Linked DNA regions of Homo sapiens: region 1 is linked to region 2. A link is an interaction called in ENCODE POLR2A ChIA-PET data of the cell type or tissue named here. Cell type or tissue: IMR-90. All regions are shown on one strand. Links, peaks and the distances in the headings refer to the core of each region. The heading gives the core; the rest is flanking DNA.

Evidence for each region. Peaks named below come from ENCODE experiments on the same cell type or tissue, not always from the same donor. Only the 100,000 strongest peaks of a DNase experiment are listed, where the experiment ranks them.
Region 1: POLR2A ChIA-PET joins it to region 2 with 14 read pairs; 2 of 35 experiments call an interaction of 5 or more read pairs at or near these places.

The regions. Positions count from the first base shown.
Region 1 is chr7:32,850,167-32,855,548 of GRCh38, reverse strand. No RefSeq gene overlaps it. Among named protein-coding and RNA genes, the nearest start is that of KBTBD2, 39 kb to the left of the region's middle. In IMR-90, for the core only: no CTCF peak of the experiment used is centred there; no DNase peak of the experiment used is centred there.
Region 2 is chr7:32,787,966-32,793,347 of GRCh38, reverse strand. No RefSeq gene overlaps it. Among named protein-coding and RNA genes, the nearest start is that of LINC00997, 32 kb to the right of the region's middle. RefSeq lists a silencer at 661-850 and an enhancer at 4,798-5,299. In IMR-90, for the core only: no CTCF peak of the experiment used is centred there; a DNase peak (open chromatin) is centred at 2,417.

The sequences.
Region 1 (5,382 bases), core at 60-5,059, 62 kb before region 2:
CAAGTCTTCAGTGAAAGCAAAGGCTGAAGCAGGGAGGCATGGGAGGGAACAATGGCTTCTTTCTCCAGCTAATGTGGGTCAGTTCTTAGAATTTCCAGCACAGACGTCCATCTCAATTGGTCCAGACCTCCCTGCCTGAACTTGAGTCTCAGGAGCTGTCCACCCTTACTCTATCAAATATAATCAATTCAAGGGTCCTCTGCTGTTGCAAAATTTAAACAGCCTGACTCTTTAGGGCTGTACTGTCCCATGTGGTAGCCACTAGCCACATGTGGCTATTTAAACTTAAATTTAAATTAATTGAATTTAAATAAAATTAAAAGTATTTCTCGATCACACTAGCCACATTTCAAGGGTTTGATAAGAACTTGTGGCTTGTGCCCACTTTACTGACAGCACAGTTGTAGAACGCTGCCATTGTTGCAGAAAGGTCTATTGGATTCCACTGCCCTAGGGCTTCTTTGCCTTCCCAGGCCTGGAACTCCGGCCTGGATGTAAACAGCATTTCCTCTCTGGCCAGTTTCCCATTCTTCCCTGATTTTTAGTCTCCCCTGGTTCCCAGTCTGAGGAGTCTGAGTCTGGGCTGCTCTCTTCTCAGTGTTTCAGCCCCGCTGCCCTGCTCACCTCTTGACCCTCATAGGTGACATCAGGCTGCCACGCATTTTTCCAAGCTCTTCTCCCAGCCCATATTCCTCAGCAAGCTGTTCAGCTGAGTACTGTCTTGTTCTTCCCCAGCCAAGCAGTCTAAATGGCAGTTCTTCAAATGAAACCTAGATTTTCTCTCCCCAAGAGATGAAAGCTCCACCAGAGGGTTTGAGACATGCTTCTGCCCCTTATGGGGTGATTCGAATAACTTTGGGCAAATCACTGAACCCTTCAGCAAAGCACAGAAATACATCAGAAGGACATGATGAAGTTTCCATAATCCTACAAAGTTCCCTTCATGGTCCTTGGTCTACATTCTCTTCCTGTGAGATGGTAGTCAGAAATCCTCCTGGCTTCTCCAGTGAAGGCATGCCACATCTTATTGAAGGCTCTACCTGTCAACCCTTTCCTTTCACATCACTCCTCTTCCCTGCCTTAACATGCACTCCAGTCTGACTCGAGTCTCACATATGCCACGTGTTCCTCTGGGGACCCGTGGAGGCCTTGCCTTGCCCAGAAGTCATCCTGGGTGGGATAGTGCTCCTGGTTTGTGGAGAGCTGAGTGACAGTTCTTGGCCAGGACAGAGGCTGCTCCTGTCCCATTGGCTCAACTATCTTTTTGCTGCCTGTTTGCTGCTTCAGAATGCAGTGTGTCCAGAGTCCTGACATCACCCCCTAACATTAGACCCACATCAAAGTGGACATCTATTAAGAAGAATGCTGTGCCTTCTCCATTCAGCCTCCTTAAGGGGAGGCTTTCCACAAAGGTGTTGACAATAATGGTGTCTATGTATAGGATCCCATTGATGTGAGTGTTGAGCATTGCATTGGGTTTCTTGTCGCTGCCTCTCACAACAACACTGCAAGCTAAGTAGTATTGATTCCATACGTTCCGATGAGGAAACTGAGGCTCGCAGAAGTTCAGGATTTCAGATAGTAAATGGCCAAGCTAGAATTAGAAGCTGGGTGCACCTGGCTCATGACTTTGACCTTTCCGTTGGCCCAGCCTCTCTCTACTGCTGATTGAGAGGGGCTTAGTGTGTTATGCTTTCAGGAGAATTTGCTTTCTTTTTCAGAAGTACTGGAAATGAGTCTTAAAGACTGTCTTTCTAATGATGGGTTTATAGACACCTGGATAGGCAAGGGAGTCATATTTTGGGGCAGCAATCTGCTTGGTATCCTTCAGCCAACCTCCCAATGACCCTGTGTGGGCATCAGAGAGCCCCAGCCTCCCACACCTCTGCTTAGGGCCAAGCCAAAGGTCCTGAGTCAGAGCTGAGAGATGGAGTCACATATTGCCCCCTAAAGTAGGAATGCCCTCCAATCCTTTTCCACGCAGGGTGAGATCCCAAAGTCAGGGCAAAATAAGGGGCAAGGAGAGGCGGGGTAAAGGGAGAAATCAATAAAGGAGTCTGTTTTTCTTAAAAAAAAAAAAAAAAAGTCCTTTGCACAACATGATAAAGCCTCCTGGCTTCAGGAAACTGATTCTGGCAGAAATCTTGGTTCAGCTTGATTCTTTTGGTTCCCATAGGGGTCTTTGGGTGATAATAAAAGCTCTGTGTCTGGAGCAAACATAGAGCCACAACAATTATTTGCAAAGTGAATGTCTAGTCATCTGGAACCAGAAATAAATTCAGCATGAGTATCAAAAGCAAAAGTCAAGGGGCATAAAGACACTTAACTAGAAACACCTATATGCCCTCCTGTGTGTAAGCATACCCAGAGAAGTCCTGGGCTCTTTATCTGTCATTGGAGTATGGTGCTTTCCTGCCTGGGTGTGTGTTCGGCTGATGACACCATACCATTTCAGCCTCCTCCCCGTCTGCTGCTATCATGGGTAGGATGTAAAGAACCAGGATTCATTACATTTGGACTATAAACTTTTGCATACAGTACTTCAATGCAAATGTCCTAACAGCCATATGAGATTCTCATTATTTCTTGTACACATTTCACTCAGGAGGCAATGTGATTTCAAGAACGTAATTGACTTGTGCTGGTTCACACAGCTAAGTGTTGAGCAGATTCAGTATATCCCCAAGCCCATGGTGAATGCGGTTTCTTGGTTAGGACCCAGGGACCAATTTTTTAATTTCAGCTGTACTACTAAATATTAGTGTGAGCTTGGGAAAATCTCTTCCCCTCCCAGAGCCTCAGTTTCTTCATTTGTAAAAAAGAAGATATTGGCTTCAATTTTGTCAGCAAACACTTTCTTCTAATAATCTGTGGTTTTATTATCCTACATAGCCACTGCTGGCCTCATAAATAAGACACTATAAACGAACTCACATCACATGTATTTTTCTGCAAATTATATACACATATTTTTGCTCAACATCTTCCTGAGTCATCCATGCTGTTGCCTATTGCTATTTTACCATTTTACATATTTGATAGGATCATACTGGATGATTATACTCAATGTCTTTATCCTCTCTACTATTTACTCCAGACACACATTCAAGTGATTTCTGGGTTTTCTGCTTTTTTGAACAATGCAGCTGTGAGCATGTTAAACATGCTCCTGGTGCATACACGTAGGAATTTTTCTGGGGTATGTATCTAAGGAGTGGAGATGCTGGGTTGTATTTATTAGGTAATGCCATTTATTTCCAAAGTAGTTACCCTCCACTGGGAGTAAAGGAGAGTTCATGATGTTCCACGTTTCTCAATACTTAAAAATTTTGCCAATGTTATAAATTATAAATATTGTTTCATTTTGCATTTCCCTAATTATGAATAGGTTGGGTTTTTTTTTAATGTTTATGAGCTGTTTGTATTTCTTTTTTGGTGAAATGTCCGTGTCTTTGGAGTTTTTCTAAAGGATTCTTTGCATTTTCTTACTGTTTGCAGTTCTCTATTCTCTAATCTTTTGTCAGGTACTCAAGTTGCAAATATCTTGAATGCATCGTGGCTTACCTCATTCTCTTTTTGATATCTTGTAGTGAACAGAAGTTATTAACCATAACAGTGAATTTATTGATCTTTTACAGGTAGTGTTTTTTGGGTCTCAGGAAGTCCTTCTTTAAGGAAATCTCCTTGAGAAGGTAAAGATATTATCCTATATTGTCTTCTAAGTTTTACAATATTGCTTTTCATGTTTAGATATTTGATTCATCTGGGGAGTTTTATTTTTGTGTATAATGTGAAGTAGGGACTCAATACCATTGTTTTTGATATGGATAATCAATTATCACAGCCTCATTTATTAAATGTATGCACACTTGCTCCCAAGCCATCTATTCTGCTCTATTAGTCAATTTTTAAAATATTCCTGTGCCAATACTTCTACAGGTCTTGTAATAAACCTTGACATCTTATAGGAAAAATGCCCTTATCTTATGTTCTTCTGACTTATCTTGATTATTCTTTACCTATAAAAATTTTACATTGTTTGTCGGGCTCCATAAAAAGTCTTACTGAAATTTTGATTAAAACTTTAGATAAATTTGAGAACTGATATTTTTATATCTTGTTAACTTTATTGCTAGGTTCTTGTTTACATTTTTATTAATGATTGCAATAGACATGCAATTTTCCTTTATTGCATTGACCCTACTGTGCTCTTGGTATTAATGTTGCAGTCATCTAAAGAACTGAGTTTATTTGCTATTTTTTGGATGTTTGTGTAAGACTGGAATAATCCATATCTTGAATGTTTGGTAGGAATAGCTTATAACACTGGATATGTTGTTTTCTTCAAGGGAAGATTTTAAAAAGTTGTTAATCCAACTTCTTTCTGGGGGATGACTGTTATTTCTAATTTCTATTTCTTCTTGGTTCAGCTCTGTTTTTTCTAGAAATTTAGACATTTTATCAAAGTGTCCAAATTTATTGACAAAGTTTGTTTATAATATCCCCATTACCTGTTTACTCTCTGCAGCTTCTGTAATTTGCCATTCCTTATCTTTTACACCTTCTCTCTTATCTCCTGATTAAGGTTTCAAATAACCAACTGATATGGTTTGGCTGTGTCCTCACCCAAATCTCATCTTGAATTCCCACATGTTGTGAGAGGGACCCTGGTGGGCAGTAATTGAATCATGGAGGCAGGTCTTTCCCATGCTGTTCTCGTGATAGTGAATAAGTCTCATGAGATCTGATGGTTTTATAAGGTGGAGTTTCCCTGCACAAGCTCTCTGTCTGCTGACATCCACGTAAGATGTGACTTCCTCCTCCTTGCCTTCGGCCATGATTGTGAGGCCTCCCCAGCCATGTGGAACTTAAGTCCATTATACCTCTTTTGTAAATTGCGCAGTCTCAAGTATGTCTTTATCAGCAGTGTGAAAAAGGACTAATACACCAACTTTGACTTTGTTGATCTGTTTTCTGTTTCATCAATTTCTGCTCATTATTCCCTTCAAATTGGGGTGGGGGAACTATTCTGTTATTTATATTCCTGATACAGATATTTATTGATTTTTGGCTTAATGAATGCATTTTAGGCTAAAGGCCAAAAAAAAAACTCTAGAACTGCTTTAGTCATATTCCACACACAATTTGTAGCATATAATTGTTCTATTTTTTCTCAAATTTTCATCATAAATTATGAATTAATATTTAAAACTGTTTCATTTGTGCTGATTTCCAACTAAAGGATTTTCAATCCTTAAGATTGTTTTTTCCCCCCCAAAGAATTGCCATTTGGCTCCAGGTATGATCAATTCTTTCCTTTAACAAATATTGGGCACCCACATGTGTCAGGTACTGTTCTAGATGCTTAGGTTACATCTGTAA
Region 2 (5,382 bases), core at 175-5,174:
TGCTGCTCTAAAGACCCATGCACACGTATGTTTATTGTGGCACTATTCACAATAGCAAAGACTTGGAACCAAGCCAAATGTCCAACAATGATAGACTGGATTAAGAAAATGTGGCACATATACACCATGGAATACTATGCAGCCATAAAAAAGGATGAGTTCGTGTCCTTTGTAGGGACATGGATGAAGCTGGAAACCATCATTCTCAGCAAACTATCGCAAGGACAAAAAACCAAACACCGCATGTTCTCACTCATAGGTGGGAATTGAACAATGAGAACACATGGACACAGGAAGGGGAACATCACACTCTGGGAACTGTTGTGGGGTGGGGGGAGGGGGGAGGGAGATATACCTAATGTTAAATGATGAGTTACTGGGTGCAGCACACCAACATGGCACATGTATACATATGTAACTACCCTGCACGTTGTGCGCATGTACCCTACAACTTAAAGTATAATTAAAAAAAAATTAAGAATACATGAGACGTAACACCTCCAGGGATACTTTTTTTTTGTTTTTTTGGTTTTTTTTTTTTTTGAGATGGAGTCTTGCTCTTGTTTCCCAGTCTGGAGTGCAGTGGCACGATCTCAGCTCACTGCAAGCTCCGCCTCCCGGGTTCACGCCATTCTCCTGCCTCAGCCTCCTGAGTAGCTGGGACTACAGGCACCCGCTACCACGCCCGGCTAATTTTTTGTATTTTTAGTGGAGGCGGGGTTTCACCACGTTAGCCAGGATGGTCTGGATCTCCTGACCTCGTGATCCTCCCACCTTGGCCTCCCAAAGTGCTGGGATTATAGGCGTGAGCCACCGCGCCCGGCCACCTCCAGGGATACTTTCATAAAATTTTTCTTGTGGAAAATGTCAAGCATTGACACAAATAGGAGATTAGTAAAATAAACCGCTGCGTGCCCACCACCCAGCTTCAGCAGTGAACACCCAGACAATCCTGTTTTGGTCACTCCCCACTCCCACCCCCACGTCAGTTACCCCTCCTCCCACATTATGATTTTTCAAAAAGGTTTGTTGAAGTATGATGTTCATACACATGTATACATATACACAGGCACAGAAAAGCATATGCTATAAAATTAAAGCACAGTGAATTTTCATAACCCAAAGCCATTTGTGTAAATGCAAATCCCAGATACCCACCTCGTCCTATCTACTGGTCACTATCTCCACCCTCCGCCCCACTCTCCTCACCTCAACAGCATGGGTTTGTGATTTTCTTTTTGCTTTTGTACTTCATGTAAATGAAATCATACTCATCCTGTATTATTTGAAGCTAATCCCACAATCATATCATTGTATTCATAAATATTTCAATATGTGTCTCCAAAAGATAAGAACTTTAAAAAAATGACCACAATACTGTTATATAATTAGATTTCTACCCTCTGTATTTCCCTATTCAATCTTGGCTGCCACAATCAGACAGACAGAAAATGTAAGGTCACTTTTTTCTTGCATCTGCAGGGGAAACCTTAGCAGCAGATAGTAATTATTCTAGTCTGTCAAATAGACGCAAATATAATTGAATTTTTAAAGAGATGTGTTGTTAATGCCAACATATCACTATCTGTGGGAATGAGTGGAGGAGATAGTTGTGAGGGTCATTTACTGCCAGCAGTGTAAGTTGGGGCATGGGGCAGGTTGTTTACTGCACCATGTTCTCCTCTGCCCCTTCGTGAGGTTTTAGACACACCAGATTCAACAATGACAGGGCTGGGGATCAAATGTCTCCACTCACACCTGTGCTGGTTGCTGATGTTTATTCTGTAGTGTGTTTCTCCTAAGGTAGTTACAGAAAGTCCTCTTTGGAGAATTGAAGAGCTGGAATTGGGGAAAACTGATCCTGGTTATGACTTCAGGTGAGGATATATCTGCTTGTCCTGCTGTCCTTGATGACTGCACCGTAGAGGAAGAATGTATCTTTTGAGCATTCATGTCAAGGATCCTTGACTGGAGAAATCCCTCTACAGCTGCACTCAGGGCATCTTGTAAAATGTATGGGTAAAGCAGAGATCTGCTGAGGTTCTTCACTTGTCAGAGACGTAAGTGCCCTTGACTCAAACGCTCCAGCACCCCACCCCTGGAAGCTTCTAGAGCCCTTGCCCTAATGTTGGTTCTATTCTAAGTCCATGAATGGAGCCTCTTGTTCCAGTCATGTCAGCTGTGGAACTCAGTTCTGCCAGATTTTCACAGAAAATGCAATCACACTAGCATTGTGTGAGCCATTGGCTTAAGGCTGAGAGTGCAAGTCAGAGGCCACACCACCTCCCAGACAGCCTCCTCCAGCTCCAGACTTCTTCCCCCACCAGAAAGAACCTAGGGGCTCATTCCCTCAGGAGCAAACACATTCCTCTCTTCCCCAGGGTGAGTCGTCCCACTGCCTTTCTTTCCAAATCCCCTGCCCGCAGACTCTCAGCCAGTTTTCAGACTGACTTGTCAATGATTCACGTTCAAATATTACAGAAGTCATAATAAGTGGTCAACAAATATTTCCAGAATTAAACTCTCCCTGCACGTTGGCTATTAAAAGAGGAAAGAAACTAACATTTGCTGGGTGCTGTTATATGCCAATCATGATGCTACAGTCTCTCACAAATAATATCTTATGTAATTCTCACAACAGCCTTGTGAAGAAGGCACTATTATCCCTAGTTGGAAAGAAAAGGAAACTGGATGGATGCAGTGGCTCATGCCTGTAATCCCAGCATGCTGGGAGGCCGAGGTTGGTGGATCACTTGAGGTCGGGAGTTTGAGACCAGCCTGGCCAACATGGTGAAATCCCATCTCTACTAAAAATACAAAAAATTAGCCAGATGTGGTGGTGCACACCTGTAATTCCAGCTACTCAGGAGGCTGAGGCATGAGAATCACTTGAGCCCAGGCGGTGGAGGTTGCAGTGAGCTGAGATTCTGCCATTGCACTCCAGCCTGGGAGGCAGAGCACGACCATCTCAAAATAAATAAATAAAAGGAAATTGATGCTCAGAGGGATGAAGTGATTTGCTGCAGCCGTTCCAGACATCACTCCAGACCCTTAATATTCAGTGTCACTCCCTCAAGAGCCAGGGACCTTCCCAGCAGTTTCTCCCTCTCAAAAAAGTCTTCCCCTCAGGCTGCCTCCAGTCAGAAGTGAAGCAGAGAATGAAGAATCTCAGTATTCATAACAAATATTTGTCTCAATGGCTGAAGGGGAGAAAAAAGCAGACATCTTCTCTAACCATCTGGCCCCAACCCTGAGTCTTCAGAGCAGGCCCACATTGTCACTGCATCCTGAGGAGGGTGGGTGGCGATGGGGTCTGTGGGAGCTGGACGATGGTCGTGATCAAGAAATCCATTGAGTAGATACTGTTATCATCCCTACTAGATGAGAGGAAACTGGGCTTAGTGAAGGACAGTAACATGCCTGAGTGTTCAGTGCCAGACTCAGATTTTGAATCCAGTTCTTTCTCACTCCAGAAACTTGTTCTTCACCAGTGTGAAGCACTCACGCTGGACTCATACCAGATCTTCTCCCCTCCTGCCCCAGGGAGAGCAACAGCAGACTCAGCCCTGGCATGATGGGGCTCTGGCTTGAGAGGGGTCTAGGGTCCCCAGTGAGAGCCCTGGCACCAGGCACAGGGCGACCTGCAGCACAGGGGAGCCTCCGCACAGCAGCCTCTCCTCCCCACCATGTTGATATCAACCTCAGTTTCCTTGCTCAGCTCTTTCATTTCCTGCTGACTAGAGCCCTATCCTGAATGCATGCCCAGCCCCCCAGCCCCGATCTCCTCCTTAACTCCTGTGGAAAAAAAAAGTCAATATATTAATTTAATAGAGCGAAATGAGTGTTCATTTACAAAAGCCAGCCGTGCAGTCTGCTAGTCAGAATGAAGAGTGTATTGAAACAAACACATACGAAGACTCTCCAGAAGAAAGGAAGGGGACAGCACGCCTCGCTGGGAGGCATTGCGTTTTTAGGAAACCCACACACGGAATCTGAGCTAAGCCTCTCTGGGAGTCCAAATATGTCATAATCTGCTCCCCAGCACTCACAAAATCATATTTTCTTTATGAACAGAATAAGTGTTTATTATAGAAAGTCAACTGAGAAAGGAATAAAGAAGAAAAACCTCTATCATCCTACAACTCAGATATATGCGCATGTGTGTGTGTGTTTATAGAATCGGAGTTATACATTTATTATATACCACAATGTATATTGCTTATATATTTACAAAATTGGACACAAACTCTTAGCTATCTTTTGTGAAGTCATTTTTAATATTTGGATAGTTGCATTGTTTTGTGTAGATCAATATTTTCCAAATTTGGCCGTGCTTCACAATTGTCTGGGGGTTGAAACATTTTTGCAAATTCCTAGGCTCTTTCCTACATGTTATTGCATCAGAATTTCTAGGTTTAGAAGTCTGCCTTCTTTGCCGGGTGCGGTGGCTCACACTTGAAATCCCAGCACTTTGGGAGGCTGAGGCAGGTGGATCATTTGAGGTCAGGAGTTTGGGACCAGCCTGGCCAACATGGTGAAACCCCGTCTCTACTAAAAATACAAAAAATTAGCCAGGCATGGTGGTGGGCAACTGTAATCCCAGCTACTGGGGAGGCTGAGGCAGAAGAATTGCTTGAACCTGGGAGGTGGAGGCTGCAGTGAGCCAAGGTCGCACCATCGCCCTCCAGCCTGGGCAACAAGAGTAAACTCTGTCTCAAAAAAAAAAAAAAAAAAAGAAAAGAAAAGAAAAAGAAGAAGTCTGCCTTCTTATAGCCCTCCCTGGTGATTCTGATGCAGGCCATCCTGCTGTGACCCATTTTGGGAACCACCGGTGTCCATGTGCCCTGGTAAGCAGTGAGAAGTGGCACCAGGCACAGGGCCACCTGCAGCACAGGGTGAGAGCTGTCACCTTGGAAGAGCCCAGGAAGGTACACCTGGCCAAATACCCTTCCAGTTCTCTCTTTGAGGGCAGAGCATTAGCGCAGCCTCCTGGAGCTTACAGGGAGGGATGACCCTGGGAAAGAAGAAAGGCTTATTGAAATGTATAGGGACCTGGGTCTTCCTATTTGCATAAAAGGAAGGAATGTGTGACCTCACTGTGGTCATTTCTCATAAGATATAGTCTACCTCCCACCTTGGTTCTTCACTTTGTACTTAATACCACCACAAATAGCCTTTTATTTTGGGTGACAGCTCTGCTTCATTCATCTTCTCCAACTCTTTCCTAAGGGCTGGGCCCTGCTGCCTCTTCTGGGTGTCTGTTTTGAAGTGACGACTGGCATTGTGGCCACTCCAGCTGAATGTGGACAGGATCTTTGAGCACCTGACTCAAAGCCTCCCTGGAGGCTTTAGAATTACTCTAGTGATTCTGCAGCCATTTCA